2 separate regions of the Homo sapiens genome follow, and region 1 is linked to region 2. A link is a loop called in an ENCODE intact Hi-C map of the cell type or tissue named here. Cell type or tissue: heart left ventricle. All regions are shown on one strand. Links, peaks and the distances in the headings refer to the core of each region. The heading gives the core; the rest is flanking DNA. Region 1 has its middle 64 kb from the start of PPP1CB-DT. Region 2 holds the start of LOC100505774 (a long non-coding RNA gene).

Region 1 (8,713 bases), core at 222-8,221, 49 kb after region 2:
TGGAAGGTGTGTTTGTGTGCGTGTGTGTGTGTGTGTGTCTAGGGTTGAGGGGAGGAGATGATTTACTTTGAAGGCATGGTACGTACCCTCAGTCTTGCTCCCTAAAACTGCTTTCCTGGCTTCTATCTTTGTCCCTTTAAGGCTTGGGATCCTACCATGATTTGAGACAGCATTGGGCAGCAGGAAGTTGGGTAACTGAACTCAGATCTGGCCCCTGACCCCACCTCCCGCTCTCCCTCTTCCCATAAATTCCTTTTGGCTGTTGCCGTGTGTGGAATGCTGGCTCCACTCCAGCAGACTGGAGGTCGCTCACAGCTGTCCTCACTCTCTGGGCTTCTGAGAAAGAATGGACTGTTGGGCACACAATGGCTTAGCCCCCCAGACAGCCTGTGCTTATACTCAGAGGTCACTATGCCTGCTGCTGAGCTGTGTGTGTCAGAGCAGATGCGGGGACTAGCTCTGGGCAAGTGACAAGAAGACAAAAGAGCATGTCAAATTGTGCTTCCCCAGCCCAGTGGGACAGCCTGTGACTACACTGGAAGCCAGGCTGGGACTTGACGATTCTTTTGCTGACTGCTGGGAGACTAGAAGATACCTGGCTCAACCTCATCCCTCATAGTTAATCCAATGAGCCTTTGCAAACGCATGTAGTGTGACATGGCAGCTATGCTTTGCATAGACCTGGGTGTGATCTCCTGCTCTGATACTTACCAGCTGTGCAGACTTGGACAAATTACCTGATCTCATTTTCCTCATATGTACAATGGAATAATGAATACCAACCTTGGCTGGGCGCAGTGGCTCATGCCTGTAATCCCAGCACTTTGGGAGGCTGAGGCGGGTGGATCACCTGAGGTCAGGAGTTCGAGACCAGCCTGGCCAACATGGCAAAACCCCATCTCTACTAAAAATACAAAAATTAGCGGGGCGTGGTGGCACACATCTGTAGTCCTAGCTACTCAGGAGGCTGAGGCAGAATGGCTTGAACCCGAGAGATGGAGGTTGCAGTGAGCCAAGATTGCACCACTGCGTTCCAGCCTGGGTGATAGAAGGAGACTCCGTCTCAAAAAACAACAACAGCAACGAAAAACAAACTTATAGAGTTCCAAGTACAGATGCTCCTTGACTTGTGATGGGGCTGTGTCCCACTAAATCCATCAGAAGTGGAAGATATCTGAAGTTGAAAATGCATTTGATGCTGGTAACACAGCAGATGGTCCCCGACTTATGGTGGTTCAACTTATAACTTTTTTACTTCATCCTGATGCAAAAGCAGTAAGTATTCAGTACAAACTGTAATCCCACTGTAAGTCATAAGAAGCTCTTTGATAAACTTAATGTTAAGTCAAAAAATTGTATGTCTAACCATCATAAGTTGGGGACTGTCTGTATTTTGTACCTTATGAGGCTTCAGTAAAAGGCACTATTTTTATTACTGCTATTTATTTATTTTTTGAGACCTCTTGGGGTTAAACTCTGTGCTTGGCCTCAAGGCTATGAGTGAGAATACAGAGATGAATAAGATGCTGTTAGGGGCCGGGCGCAGTGGCTCATGCCTGTAATCCTAGCACTTTGGGAAGCCGAGGCGGGCAGATCACCCGAGGTCAGGAGTTCAAGACCAGCTTGGTCAACATGGTGAAACACTGTCTCTACTAAAATACAAAAATTAGCCAGGCGTGGTGGCACACACCTGTAATCCCAGCTACTCAGGAGGCTGAGGCAGGAGAATTGCTTGAACCTGGGAGGTGAAGGTTGCAGTGAGCCAAGATTGTGCCACTGCACTCCAGCCTGGGTGACAGAGTGACACTCTGTCTCAAACAAAAACAAAAACAAAAACAAAAGATCCGGTTAGGGCCAGATGTGGTGGTTCATGCCTGTAATCACAGCACTTTGGGAGGCGGAGGCAGGCAGATCACTTGAGGTCAGGAGTTCGAGACCAGCCTGGCCAACATGGTGAAACCCTGTCTCTACTAAAAATACAAAAAAAATTAGCTGGGCGTGGTGGCATGCACCTGTAGTCCCAGCTACTTAGGAGGCTGAGGCAGGAGAATCACTTGAACTCAGGAGGCAGAGGTTGCAGTGAGCCAAGATCGTGCCACTGCACTCCAGCCTGGGCGACAGAGGGAGACTCCATCTCCAGTAAAAAATAAATAAATGTTCTGTTAGTACTTTTGGGAGGTGACGATCTAGAGCAGGGGTGGGAAGACTACTGCCTGAGGGTCAATTTTGCCAGTACTCATTTTTTTGTTTTTTGTTTTGAGACTGGGTCTTGTTCTGTTTCCTAGGCTAAAGGGCAGTGGTGTGATCATAGCTCACTGCAACCTTCAACTCTGGGCTCAAGTGATCCTCTCCTGCCTCAGCCTCCTGACTAACTGGTACTACAGGCACATGACACCACGCCTGGCTAATTATTTTTATTTATTTGTTTATTTTTGAGACAGAGTCTTGCTCTGTTGCTCTGGCTGGAATGCAGTAGTGCAATCATGGGTCACTGCAGCCTTTTCCTGCTGGGCTGAAGTGATCCTCGCATCTCAGCCTCTTGAGTAGCTAGCACTACAGGTGTGTGCTACTGCACCCAGCTAATTTTTAATTTTTTGTAGAAATGAGGTCTCGCTATGTTGCCCAGGCTGGTTTTGAACTTCTAACCTCAAGAAATCCTCCCACCTTGGCTTCCCAAAATGCTGGGATGACAGATGTGAGCCACCGTGTCTGCCCCCTGTTTTGTAAATAAAAAGTTTTTTTAGAACACAGTCATGTCTATTCATTTACATATTGTCTACGGCTGTTTTCACACAACGACGGTGGAATTGAGTAGTTGCAACAGAGGCCATGTGACCCACAAAGCCAAACTATTTGTTATCTGGACCTTTATAGAGAAAGTTTGCTGACCCTGGAAGATGGCTATATAATCAGGATGAAGCTATTTGGAGAAGAGGTAGAGATCATCCAAAATGATGGCCCAGAAGGAGAGAGAATCAATTCTGACTTGAGCGGGCATCAGGGCTTTAAGCCAGGCTGTGAGGGCTGAGAAAGAAATTAATCCCTGGAGCCTGAAAGTAGGGGAGGGGTGGGAATGGGCATGTAAAATTTGAGCACAATTTTAAAGGGGTATGATCCATATGCAGTAGAAGAGACTAGAGATTAAATGGCTAGTTCAAAGCCATGCAATTTGGAGTCAGAACTTGAACTTGGCTCATGATATGGTTTAGTTCTGTGTTCCTACCCAAATCTCATCTTGAATTGAAATCCCCACTTGTTGAGGGAGGGACCTGGTGGGAAGTGATTGGATCATGGGGGCGGTTTTCTCCATGCTGTTCTCATGATAGTGAGTGAGTTCTTTTGAGCTCTGCTGGTTTAAAGGCAGCACTTCCCTCTTTGCTCTCTCTCTCTGTTCTGCCACCATGTAAGACGTGTCTTGCTTTCCCTGCACCTTCCTCCATGATTGTAAGTTTCCTGAGGCCTTCCCAGCCATGTAGAACTGTGAGTCAATTAAACTTGTTTTCTTTATAAATTACCCAGTCCTGGGCAGTTCTTTATAGCACTGTGAAAATGGGCAAATACAGCTCAGTGCCTTGGAGAATTTACATGACCTTATATTGATGTAGTATTTTATAGGATGCAAAATACATAAACACATATAACATCATTCAGTCCCCACAACCACACTCAGAGGTAGGGATTGCTAGTGTTATTTTATAGATGAGATTAAACATTACATCCAAGAAGCAGCATTGTTGGCCTTGAATCCAGGGAAGATGCCTGTTGACTGTGACAAGGGTACAAAGCCTCTGCAGTTTACAACTCTGTCACAGGATATGTCCTGGTTGTCTGGCACAGATGTAAATGACAGGCCTAAAAACACAGGCAGGGGACCGTCTTCTTTTTTTTTTTTTTTCTTTTGAGACAGGGTCTTGCTCTGTTACCCAAGTGGGAGTGCACTAGCACGATCTCAGCTCACCGCAACCTCTGCTTCCTGGGTTCAATTTATTCTCCCACCTCAGCCTCCTGAGTAGCTAGGATTACAGGCATGTGCCACCATGCCCAGCTAATTTTTTTGTATGTTTATTAGAGATGGGATTTTACCATGTTGGCCAGGCTGGTCTTGAACTCTTGACCTCAGGTGATCCACCCTCCTTGGCCTCCCAGAATGCTGGGATAACAGGCATGAGTCACTGCACCTGGCCCGGGGCAGGGTAACTTCTGACCTGTACACCCTGTGGGTTATTTAAAACCCAATATGACTTTAGTGAAGGTCTGTTGTATAATATGCACAGAACTAAATGCCGAGAGAAAAACCCATGGAGAAACACAAGACAAAACCACCCCTGGCCCTCCAGGGGCTGTGGGTTTAGCTGAGGACATAATCTTCAAAGACCCATAATGGCATGAGACAGTATACGCCAAGTCACCAACATGTGGTGCAGACACGGGGACGGGAGTTGGAGGCTGTAATCAGGAAGGCTCCATAAGGGGTGTGAGGCTGGAGACGGGGTTTAGCTGATTCTATGCCGTGGATTAATTGAGGTGGCCATCTCCTCACATTACAAAATCCCCATCAAACCACAGAACCTGAGAGCTGGCAGGGATCCCAGTTCTTCTCTCCATTTACAGATGGGAAAACAGAGTCCCTAAGAAAGGGCTGAGTAGCCCATGAAGTCCTGATATGGAGCTCAAACTCAGGTTTCCCTTTGAAGTCCAGGGCTTTTCTATAGCACTGTTTTGTCCCTTTCCTCTAAATTAACCCCCTAGACTTCAGTTTTCCCTTTTCCTTTCCAAATGTGCCCTACAGAGAGTTGGTAGATGAAGACTCCAGAACCTCCAGTGGTGTGTGTCACTCTTCTTGCTCACCTCTTCCTCCTCCCCATTTTCCATATCTCCTTGCTGCCTTCAGAATAAAGACCAAGGCTTAACCTGAGTGACTGGAGAGGGTAGTGGCTGAGAGTGTAGGCTCTTGCACCAAGTTGTCATTGGTTTGAACCCTTCCCTTCTCTACCACTTAACCACTGTGTGGGCCTGGGTGAGTGGGAGAACCTTTCCATGCTTTAGTTTCCTCATCCTCTTTCCTCAAAGTGGGTATAATCATACCCAGACTGTGTAATCACAGTAATTGCCTCATAGGACTATAAGGAATACATGAGATAATCCATGAACAAAACATAAATTAGTGTTTGGTATCCAGCAGGTACTCAATGAAAGTTAGCTAAAGGCATTGCCATTACCCTGGTATTCATCAGCCCTTGCAATTGGACTCCGCCCATTTCTCCAACCTGGCCTCCCCAAACCGGTCTATTCATTGTCTCTTATTAGCCATGCACCATTTCTCCCTTTTGAGCTCTCCCCTCTACTTCCCTGCTCCTCCCCGTATATTTGTTTTACTGTGTGCTGTTGGGTCGCCTTCTCTTTCTCAGAAGCCCTGCAGCACCAGTCTGCACTTTGTTCTTACATTATCCATCCTGTAAGTCCATATCTAATGGTTTCCAGGCAGCAGGGCTTCTGGGTTCCCCTAGCACTTAACACTGGATTTTGCACATGGCAGGCGGGCACTCATCCAATATGTCTTCATTTATTGAGCACCTACTATAAAAAAGACCTTTGTAGGCCAGGGCGGTGGCTCACTCCTGTAATCCCAGAGCTTTGGGAGACTGAGGCAGGAGGATCACCTGAGGTCAGGAGTTCGAGACCTGCCTGACCAATATGGTGAAACCCCGTCTCTACTAAAAATACAAAAATTAGCGGGGTGTGGTGGCCGGCGCTTGTAATCCTAGCTACTCGGGAGGCTGAGGCAGAAGGATTGCTTGAACCCAAAGGCAGAGGTTGCAATGTGCCAAGATTGTGCCACTGCACTCCAGCCTGGGCAACAGAGCAAGACTCCGTCTCAAAAAAAAAAAAAAAAAGACCTTTGTTGACACTGGGGACACAGGATTGATTAGTCCCTTCTTCATCCTCACAGTATGGAGGGAGACACAGACTCATAAGCCAAGTGCTTAGGACTAGAATGGAAGGAGGACCTCACTCAGGGGAGCCCATGGAGGGAAGGAGTAATTGGTACTGATGCATGTTTCAGGGTCTTGACAAAGAAGAGTGATAGGACCCAAGGGGGAGATTCCAAAGTCATTATACCAGAGGAGTAAATGGGCCTGGGCACTGAAGGAGAGAGAGGAGTTAAAGCTGATTCTGGGCTTTTCAGCCTGGACAACTGAAGGCATCTTCTGGAGACGTGCCTGAGCTAGTTAGGGTCACCAAGAGCAGGGAACAGAGTGAGGACAAAGACCCCACTGAAAGGGGGTCTTTTACTTCATTCTCAGGCACAGCCAGGCCTGGGAAAGGAGGAAACTCAAGTCTGAGGCTGGAAAACAGCAAGAAAGTTGAAAGCTAGGGAAGAGGGTCTGTATTGGGCCGTTCTTGCATTGCTATAAAGAAATACCTGTGACTGGGTAATTTATAAAGAAAAGAGGTTTAATTGGCTCATGTTTCTGCAGGCTTTACAGGAAGCCTGGTGCTAGCATCTGCTTGGCTTCTAGGGAGGCCTCAGGAAACTTACAGCCATGGAAGAAGGCAAAGGGGGAGCAGGCGTGTCACATGGCAAAAGCACGGGCAAGAGAGAGAGAATAGAGGGAAGTGCCATATGCTTATAAATGACCAGGTCTTGCAAGAACTCACTATCACAAAGACAGCACCAGGCTATGAGGGATCTGCCCCCAGGATTCAAACACCTCCCACCAGGCCCCGCCTCCCGCATTGGGGATTACAATTCAACATGAGATTTCGGCGGAGACAAATATCCAAACTATATCAGGGTCCTTCCATGCATGATGCAGGAGGGAGTGGCCTGAAAAAGACGGATGGGTTACAGGGGAAGGCTACAGGGGAGACAGGCATGGGTAGGGTGAAAGGGCATTCAAGAATGAATTTTCTGAGAATGCCCATTCCATGAGTGGCTGTGAGCATTTGGGGGCCAGGATGGGGTTTCAATAGCCCCGCTGCACTGGGCAGTGACTTCAAGGGACTACCTTGAAGTCAAGAGTTGCATGTTTCCCAGCTTTGTACATTCTACACCATGGCAGGAATAGGGAAGTCAAGGAAGAGGAGGAAGACTTCACTTTTGGATTTATGTTAGTAAAGGAAGTTCAGGTATTATGGGGGCTATAGCACGCTGATTCCAAGATGCTAACTGGATGTACAAACACCAATGCTCAGAGAGCTGTCTGGAGATAGGAACTTGAGTTTTGGAGTCCACCACTTTGACAAAATGGTGGAAGCTACGGCAGCGAGTCCATCCTTTAAGGGAGAGAACCTTTGGCATGTGAACCTCCGGAGATGGGAGATGGAGAACAGTACAATAGAGAGTCTCACCTCAGGGAGCTTCCAAGTAAATGGAATAAGAGAGACCCAATCCTAGGTGGGATGTGACAAGTGATACCAGCCAGGTCTAAAATGCAGGAGAAGTCAGAGGAGATCGAGGTCATTTCAGGAAATGGGTGGGGCAGGGAGGAAGAAGGGGTTCTGGGTGGATCAGGGAAGTCTCTCTGAGGGAAAAGGTATCTGAGGCAGATCTGAAAGAGTGGGCAGGACTCCAACAGTGGAGCCCGGGTGAGGCGGGCAAGGTGTTCTAGGTGAAGGAACCAGCACGAGTACTGGGGATGAGGCTGGAAGAGCAAACTGGAGTCAGATGGTGAAGGGCACCAGATGCTGGGCTGAGGAGTTTAAATAGGAGTCTGGCACAGGGAAGCAGCCACTGATGGTTGAGGGTTGGGGACAGACTGATACTGACATGACTCAAACTGGCTTTTGGAGAGTTCAGCGTGGAAGCCCTATCTAGTGTGGCCTGAGTAGAAAGCCCCTGGCACCATGGAGATCTCCTAGAGGGCTGTTGCTGAGTGCCCCATCTTCCTGATGTATACTGGAGCCACCATCCCGGTCTTCTTGCTGTGCTGCCCCTCACTTGCGGAAATAGACCGAGCTCCTGATAAGGCGGGCCGGGTTACAGAGGGTAGCAGGCAGGCAGACGGGCGCTGACTGCAGCTTAGCAGATGTGTCACTGATAAGCGGTGATCTTCTTGTGTTTGACCTTATCCTGTGCCGAGCTCTTTGTGGGAGAGTGGAGAGGATCAAATATCTGCACCTGGCTCTTCTCTTTCCAACCAGGCCTCTGCTCCAAAACTAGGGGTTTTTGTTTTTTGCTGGTGGTGTTATCATTATTACTATTATTTTTTTTTTTAACAAGCGCTTAATGGTCTAGGGTTCTACCTTCCTTTCAGATTATTTCTCCTGTTTTATTCACCACAATTTATTTACTCTTTTGTCTCTTTTCCAAGTACTAACTAGGCCTGACTCTGCTTAGCTTCCTAGATAAGGCGCATTCAGGGCGGTATGGCTGTAGACTCATTACTCTCTTGTCTTAGGGACTATCCTGAAGTCAAGAATTGCATGTTTTTCAGCTTTGTACATCCCGCACCATGCTTTGTACATAGTAGGCCCGCAACGTTTTTGGCGACCTCAAACCCAAACAAAGTCTCTCTTCTACTTCCAGAATCACTGAGTTCTGCTTCTGAGGTGCTCACACAGGTCCTTGCCTTGGATAACCGGCACGACGGCATCTCCTCAAGAGGAGACAAGAGATAATAACCAAATGAAAACATTCTCTTGGCATCAGTACCTTCCAAGGACAGAGGAAGAATTGTTCTCTGGTGTGGTGTTTTGCAAAGGCATGTAA
Region 2 (8,713 bases), core at 323-8,322:
AATATCAGTGTTTAATTTCTCCTCCTTCCCCAAGAACATCATAACTATTTCTCAGCATTGGGAGTGGAGGAGGATATATTTTGTAACAATATTCAAGGGAATTCTGATAGGGACCCATTCATCCCTTAGGCCTTTTCACTGATAAAGATTTCAAAAAATAAAAGATGTGAAAGAGACTGATTCAGCTAGAAGAGATAGGGGAGGGCTCTTCATGTGAAGGGATTGTGAAAGAGAGGAGACTGGGGTCCCTGGAGCAGAGGGTGCATCAGAGGAAGTGGTAGGAAATAGGGTGGGGTATTAAGATGGGGAAGTCAAGAAGAAATTGGAATGCTAGGTCAGAGAGTTTAATCCAGATGTTGTTTGAAATAAGAAATTATTCATGCATTCATTTGTTCAATAAATATTTATGAGCACCTACTCTGTGCCAGGCACTGTGTCATGTGCTGGGGAGAAAGTGGAGAATGAAATAAAGCTCTTTCCCTCATAAAACTTATATTCTGATAGGAGGGGAGAAGTGACCAATCCATTCCAGTTTGCCTGGGACATTCCTGCTTTTAGCACTCAAATTCTGCCCAGGAACCCCCTGGGTAAACCAGAATCATTGGTTCTCTAGGAGAGTCTCTAGGAGAGAGTGTGTGTGTGTGTGTGTGTGTGTGTGTGTGTGTGTGTGTGTGTGTAGTGCTGAAGGCTAGGAAGAAAAATGAAGCAGGGTAAGAGGTTGGGATGGAGAAGAATGCTGCTTTAAACAGGGTTGTCATGGAAGATCTCTCTGAGGAAGTGACACATGAGCAGCAATCTGGCTGGGCACAGTGGCTCACACCTGTAATCCCAGCACTTTGGGAGGCAAGGCAGGTGGATCACTTGAGGTCAGGAGTTCAAGACCAGCCTGGCCAACATGGTGAAACCCTGTCTCTACTAAAAATACAAAAATTGGTGGGGTAAGGTGGTGGGCACCTTTAGTCCCAGCTACTCGGTAGGCGGAGGCAGGAGAATCGCTGGAACCTGGGAAGTGGAGGTTGCAGTGAGCCAGATCAAGCCATGGCACTCCAGCCTGGGCAACAGAGCAAGACTCCATCTGAAAATAAATAAATAAGTAAATAAATAAGCAGCAATCTGCAAAAAAATGAGAATGTGGGCCATGTAAATATCCGAGAGTGGGTTCAGGAAGGGGTGATTATTTCCAGGAAAAATAACCACCTTGTAAAGGTCCCCAGCTGGAAACATGCTTGGCATAGATGAAGAACAGCAATTAGGTAGAAAGGTTGGAGGAATAGAAGAAGAGGTCAGAAGTAGAGAAGGGCCAGATGGAGCGAGCTGTGTCAAGGACACTGGATTACATTTGGAGTGTGTTGGGAGCCACAAGAAGGTTGACAGCAGAAGGTGATGGAAATGAGTGGAAGCAGCACGACTGCTTAGGAAGCCATTGCCTTAGAAAATCCTAAAGAATCCCTTCTCAAAATGTTTCATCAGAGAAACAGCAGAATGAGCGAAGAACAGTATATTCTTCGCCTGGTATCAGACCAGGTTTGGCAGGAATGGGCTGACCCAGGCTACTCCACAGTGATGGGAATGAAGAAGAGGAAGCATCTAGAGTTGCCTTTGAGCTGGGATTGCCAGAAGTTGGTGGCCCAGGATTCACAGGGGGACAAAGGAGAATGATGAGTCCAAGATGATTCCAAGATATCTTTCCTTGTTAGTTTTTCAAGTTTGAGATTCTCCTTCAATTTTCACAATCCAAACTTCATGGAATAAATGAATATGGTCTATTCTTTCCCGCTAAAATGGAGAAGGCTCCAGACCAGGCGTGGCGGCTCATGCCTGTAATCCCAGCACTTCGGGAGGCTGAGGTGGGTAGATCACCTGAGGTCAGGAGTTCGAGACCAGCTGGGCCAACATGGTGAAACCTCATCTCTACTAAAAATACAAAAATTAGCTGGGCATGGTGGCAGGCACCTATAATCCCAGCTACTGGGGAGGCTGAGGCAGGAGAATCGTTTGAATCTAGAAGGTGGAGGTTACAGTGAGCCAAAGTCACGCCACTGCACTCCAGCCTGGGCAGCAGAGTGAGACTCCATCTCAAAAAAAAAAAAAAACAACAAAGAACAAAAACAAAACAACCCCCCCAAAACCCCCAAATTGACAAGTTGACTCTTAAATGTATATAGAACCGCAAAAGATCTAAAATAGACAAGACCATCTTGAAGAGAAAGAACAAAGTTGGTGGATTATACTATCAGATTTTAAAATTTAATATGAAATTACAGTAATTAAGACAGTGTGATATTAGTACGAGAACAGACAAATCAATAGAAGAGAGTATAGAGTTCAGAAATAGACTCACATATATATAGTGGGGAAAAGATGGTCTTTTCAATAAATGATTCTGGAGTAATTGGATAGTCTTATAAAAAAATAATGAGCTTTGGCCTTTTTTCATACCATATGTGAAAAATTAACTTGAGATGGATCATAGACCTAAATGGCAAAACAATAAAGCTTCTGAAGAATACATGGAAGAATATCTTCATGACTTTATGGCAGTCAAAGATTTCTTTTTTCTTTTTTTTTTTTGAGATGGAGTCTCTATTGCCCAGGATGGAGTGCAGTAGTGTGATCTCGGCTCACTGCAACCTCCGCCTCCCAGGTTCAAGCGATTCTCCTGCCTCAGCCTCCTGGGCAGTTGGGATTACAGGTGCCTGCCACCACACCCAGCTAATTTTTGTATTTTTAGTAGAGACGGGGTTTCACCATGTTGGCCAGGCTGGTTTTGAACTCCTGACCTCAAATGATCTGCCTGCCTCGGCCTCCCAAAGTGCTAGGATTACAGGCGTGAGCCATGACACCCAGCCAGATTTCTTAAACAAGGTACAAAAACCAAAAACAAACAAACAAAAAAACTAACCATAAAAGGAAAGATTGATAATTGGATTCATTAAAAATAAGAACTTTTTCGAAAGGGCAAGTCACAGACTGAGAGAAAGTATTTGCAATCCACCTCTCTCTTTCTCTCTCCAATGAAGAATTTAAATTCTATAAACCAATAAGGAAAAGACAGACAACCCAATTATAAAATGGGCAAAACACTTGAACAAGCATTTCACAGAAGAGGATGTCCAAATATCTAGTAAGTATGTGAAAAAGGTACTTAAGACATCATTAGTCACCAGGCAAATGCAAATGCAAATCACAATGAGATACCAACCCACACTCTCCACAATGGCTAAAATTAAAAAGACTGATGATATCAAGTGTTGATGAGGATATAGAGCAATTAGAACTTCTACACATTGCTGGTGGGACTGTAAAATGGTGCAACCACTTTGGAAAACTGGCACATCTATGAAAGCTAGATCGAAGCTTTCTCTGTGGTTTAGCACTTCCACTCCTAGGTATATACCCCCAAAAATGAATGCATATGACCATTAAAATATGTGGACAAAATGTTCATGACAGTTTTATTTTTAATAACCAAACTTTGGAAATAAGCCAAATAAGTCTCAGTGGGGAACTAATAAATTATAGTGTATTCATGTGGTAGAATTTTACACAGTAAAAACAGACAAAAAAACCATCTACTACTACATGTAACAACATGGATAAACCCCACAGACATTATGAGTGAACAAAGACAGACTTAAAAAGTATATATGGGCTGGGAACGGTGGCTTGCATCTGTAATCCTGTACTTTGGGAGGCCAAGGTGGGAGGTTTGCTTAAGCCCAGGAGTTCAAGACCAGCCTGGACAACATTGTGAGACCCCATCTATACCAAAAGTAAAATAAAAAAATTTAGCCAGGCATGTTGGCATGTACCTATGGTCTCAGCTACCCAAACCAGGGAGGTTGAAGCTGCAGTGAGCTGTGATCATGCCACTGCATTCCAGCCTGGACAATAGAGTGAGACCCTTTTTCAAAAAAAAGTACATATGATTTCATTTTTATGAAATTCAAAATAGGTAAAACTAATCAAAAGTGATATAAGTCAGAATAGGGTTTATCTCTGGGTCATAGGGATATTGGCTGGGAAGGGACGAATGAGAACTTTTTGGAGTGCTGGAATGTCCTGTTTTTCTTTTTGTCTTTTTGTTTGTTTGTTTTGTTTTAAGATATGATCTTGCTCTGTCACCCAGGCTGAAGGGAAGTGGCGTGAACATGGCTCAGTGCAACCTCCACCTCCCGGACTCAAGTGATCTTCCCATCTCAGCCTCCTAAGTAGCTGGGACCATAGGTGTGTGCCACCATGCCCGGCTAATTTTTAAATTTTTTGTAGAGATGGTGTCCCACTATGTGGAGTCTTCTTCATATTGATCAAAGTGGCAGTTAAACAAGAATATAATTACATAAAAGTGTACCAAAATGTATATTTAAGATTGGTGCACATTGCTGTATATATTATACTTTGATAAAGAGTATTACAGAAAATTTTAATTTTCTTCTTTTTGCTGTTTTCTAAATGGTCACACCTTTTTCTCGGCTATATTTCCAAAAGTCTAAACTGAAACATAAATTATAATGAGAAGAAAAACAATAAAGGTTATTATTTTTAAAACACTAGAGCTGAATCTCAGCTACCTATCTAGATCTCTTGGCCTGAGCCCTGGACCCAGCTAAAAATAGTTCAGAGCCTTGCCAGCTGGGAGCTGGGCTATGTTTAGCAGAAACTGGCACACGAGTGAAATGGGGTGGAGCCAAGTAGACACTTTGGATCCGGTAGGCATAGCTCTCCCACAGGAGACTGTTTAGGCCATGCCTGGCATCAGTAACTCAGGCTGTTTCCCACACTACAGGCCAGCACTGTGGGCTCTCAGTTTATTGGGAAATGGAAATAAGAGGGAAGGACAAAAGTCCACTGGGAAGCAGACTGGACAGAAAGGAACTCTGAGCAGCTAAACTCTGACTAATCCCAGGGTATACCTGCGTTTTCTCTTCACCAGGTTAGACTTTTAATTACTGATTTGGTAAATTTGGATTCCTTTTTCAACAACTCATGTAAAAATGTTATGTTTATGTTTGGGGAGGCTGGGTGCGGTGGTTCATGCCTGTAATCTCAGCACTTTGGGAGGCCGAGACGGGTGGATTGTTTGAGGTCAGGAGTTCAAGACCACCCTGGCCAACATGGCGAAACACTGTCTCTACTAAAAATACAAAAATTAGCCAGCTGTGGTGGCACACGCTTGTAATTCCAGCTACTCAGGAGGCTGAGGCAGGAGAATCTGTTGGACCGGGGAGGCGTAGGTTGCAGTGAGCATAGATCCTGCCACTGTACTCCAGCCTGGGCAACAGAGCAAGACTGTAAAAAAAAAAAAAAAAAAAAAAGTTATATTTATGTTTGGGGAAAGCAGGTGCAGAATTATTTAGATTGCAACCATAAAAAGTTCCCTGGGTGGTTTTGCTGCCAAATCAGCTTAACCTGGGGAATTCACTTCAGGTAACCTCCTCCTCCTTTCCTGTGGTCATCCAAAAGGCAGGGATGGCTAGTATAATTATCCACATCACAGGGATGCTTAGAGGCTTAATTAATGTTCATAACCCACTTTGAAGTATTCAGATGAAGAGACAGTTGACAGAAATGGTGGTGTTCTAAGTTCTACTTACAAACTCTGGCAAGTTACAAAGCAAATTTTGAAGTTGTTTTTTGGTACTCTACTTCCAAATATACTGGCATGGCAACTCCAAGATCCTCCCTCATTTAGTTAGAATCACTGCCACCCAGACAATTTAGAGGACTCTATTTCTACATTTTATTCACTTTAATTTTTTAAAATTTTAAAATTTTTTATTTTTTATTTTTTTTGAGATGGAGTCTTGCTCTGTGGCCCACGCTGGAGTGCAGTAGTGCAATCTCGGCTTACTACAACCTCTGCCTCCCAGGTTCAAGTGATTCTCCCACCTCAGCTTCCCGAGTAGCCAAGATTACAGGCATGCGCCACCATGCCTGGCTAATTTTTTTGTATTTTTAGTAGAGATGGGGTTTCGCCATGTTGCCCAGGCTAGTCTCGAACTCCTGACCTCAGGAGATTCGCCCACCTTGGCCTCCCAAAGTACTGGGATTATAGGCGTAAACCACTGTGCCCAGCCATTTTGTTCATTTTTAAAAGGAAAGTATAAATATGAGGTGATTTATAACAAGTGGCATTTGGAGGAATGACACTAAACAAGTTGGTATGTTGCTATTGTCAGCAAATAGAGAACTTTTAGCCCACAACTAAGATGCAAAACAACTTTCAAGATAGGGAAAAAATGTGCCAAACTCTGATCAAATGTAAGCCTTAAGCCAAACACTATGAATACCATTAGAAACTTTTTTTTTTCTTTAGAGACAGGGTCTCGCTTTGTTGCCCAGGCTGGAGTACAGTGGTGTGATCATAGCTCACTCCAGGCTTGAATTCCTGGGCTCAGGCGATCCTCTCACCTCAGCCTCCCAAGTAGTTAGGACTATAGGCACATGACTTTTAAAAATATTTTGGACAGATGAGGTCTTGCTGTGTTGCCCAGGCTGGTCTCAAACCCCTGGCCTTAAGTGGTCCTCCTGCCTCAGCCTTCCAAAGCACTGGGATTACAAGTATGAATCACAATGTCTGTACTGGAAACCTTTCTAAAATAAATCCATCCTGCTTCATAATGTGGAGATGGCTTAGGATACTATCTTTTCCATTCTTGAGAGGGAGAAACCCTGAAATATTGTCAATAAAAACCGATCTGGGAGATGGCACTAAGACTCTGTCAAGGGTGTAGTCTCCCTTTATGTAGTAATCAATGCATTAGGTTTTGCTTGATTAAAAAAAAATCAAGTCTGTGAGCAAACAAAAATGTGGTGGGCTGAATAATGAAAATGAAAATGATGGGCCGGGCATGGTGGCTCACGCCCGTAATCCCAGCACTTTGGGAAGCCAAGGCAGGGGAATCACCTGAGGCCAGGAGTTCGAGACCAGCCTGGCCAACATGATGAATCCCCGTCTCTACTAAAAATACAAAAATTAGCCAGGCATGGTGGCATGCGCCTCTAGTTCCAGCTACTTAGGAGGCTGAGGCAGGAGAATCGCTGAACCGGGAAGGCAGAGATTGCAGTGAGCTGAGATGGCGCCACTGCACTCCAGCTTGGGCAACAGAACGAGACTTCATAAAAAAAAAAAAAAAAAGATGATGCTAATGGTGAAAATACTAATAGCCATCATTGAGGGCTTACTAGGTGCTAGACACTGTTCTAAGAGCTTTATATGTCTTGACTCATCTGATCCCACCAATAACCCTGGAAGATAGAACCTACTATTATCCTTATTTTGTGGACAAAGAAACTGAGACGTAGAGAAGTTCAGTAACGCTAACTTGCTTATGGTTATACAGCTTACCAGCTAGCAGTGGTTTTCAAAACACTATTGTGCATTACACTTCTCCAGAAAGCTAGTTAAAATTCATATCTTAGCTCAAGACCAGACCTTCTGATTAGAAGTGTGAGATGGGGTCTAGAAAAGTGCATTTTGGCTGGGCACGGTGGCTTACGCCTGTAATCCCAGCACTTTGGGAGGCCAAAGCAGGCAGATCACGAGGTCAGGAGATTGAGACCATCCTGACCAACACGGTGAAACCCCATCTCTACAAAAATACAAAAATTAGCTGGGTGTGGTGGCACATGCCTGTAGTCCCAGCTACTCAGGAGGCTGAGGCAGGAGAATCCCTTGAACCAGGGAGTTGGAGGTTGCAGTGACCCAAGATCGTGCCACTGCACTCCAGCCTGGTGACACAGCGAGACTCTGTCTCAAAAAAAAAAAAAAAGAAAAAGAAAAATGCATGCATTTTTAATAAATCCCTGGCAGCCTGGTCAACATAGGGAAACTCTGTCTCTACAAAAAGTTAAAAAATTAGCTGAGCATGGTGGCACATGCCTGTAGTCTCAGCTACTCAGGAGGCTGAGGCAGGAGGGTCACTTGAGCCTGGGAGACTGAGGCTGCAGTGAGCTGTGATCATGCTATTGCACTCCAGCCTGGGAGACAGAGTGAGATCCTGTCTCCAAAAATAAAAAATAAAAATAAATCCCTGGGATCAGGTGTGGTGGCTCACACCTATAATCCCAGAACTTTGGGAGGCTCAGGTAGGAGGATCACTTGAGGCCAGGAATTTGAGACCAGCCTGGGCAAAATGGTGAGACCTTGTGTCTACAAAAAGTTTAAAAATTAGCCGGATGCAGTGGCACGTACCTGTAGTCCCAGTTCCTTGGGAGGCTGAAGTGGGAGGATTGCTTGAGCCCACGAGTTTGAGGTGGCAGTGAGCTATGATTGTACCACTGCACTCCAGTCTGGGTGATAAGACCCATTCTTTAAGAAAAAACAATAAACAAAAATTAAAATAAATCCCCAAGGCAAATCAACTGTAGGAGGCCATTAGACCACTCTTTGGGAAATAGTGGCCTAGACCTAGGAAAAGGAGAGGCTGGGAGTTGAAATTTTCCAGTGTTTCTCCAGCATTGATTGGCCTTCCCTGTCCAGCCACATAGCAGGTCATCGGCCTAGCTGGTACTGTATGTCCTTGTAGTGAAAAAAGGCTGTATCAGGCTTCCAATGCTTAATGAAAATAGCCTTTCTTTTTTTTTTCTTTTTCTTTTTTTTGAGACAGAGTTTCACTCTTGTTGCCCACGCTGGAGTACAATGGTGTGATCTCGGCTCACTGCAACCTCTGCCTCCCAAGTTCAAATGATTCTCCTGCCTCAGCCTCCCTAG

Evidence for each region. A loop is a pair of places that touch in the nucleus more often than their neighbours do. Peaks named below come from ENCODE experiments on the same cell type or tissue, not always from the same donor. Only the 100,000 strongest peaks of a DNase experiment are listed, where the experiment ranks them.
Region 1: it touches region 2 in a loop (2.1-fold over the local background); 6 of 110 quality-filtered maps call a loop at or near these places.

What each region holds. Positions count from the first base shown.
Region 1 is chr2:28,683,645-28,692,357 of GRCh38, reverse strand. It overlaps the pseudogene RNA5SP89. Among named protein-coding and RNA genes, the nearest start is that of PPP1CB-DT, 64 kb to the left of the region's middle. RefSeq lists a silencer at 7,641-7,935. In heart left ventricle, for the core only: no CTCF peak of the experiment used is centred there; a DNase peak (open chromatin) is centred at 277; H3K27ac peaks cover 35 bases.
Region 2 is chr2:28,732,247-28,740,959 of GRCh38, reverse strand. The region is part of intron 3 of PPP1CB-DT (PPP1CB divergent transcript); the gene reads left to right. LOC100505774 (a long non-coding RNA gene) reads left to right here and starts at 4,755. Exons shown (of 2, transcript NR_145832.1): 1 at 4,755-4,933. In heart left ventricle, for the core only: no CTCF peak of the experiment used is centred there; a DNase peak (open chromatin) is centred at 4,649; H3K4me3 peaks cover 1,837 bases; H3K27ac peaks cover 1,923 bases.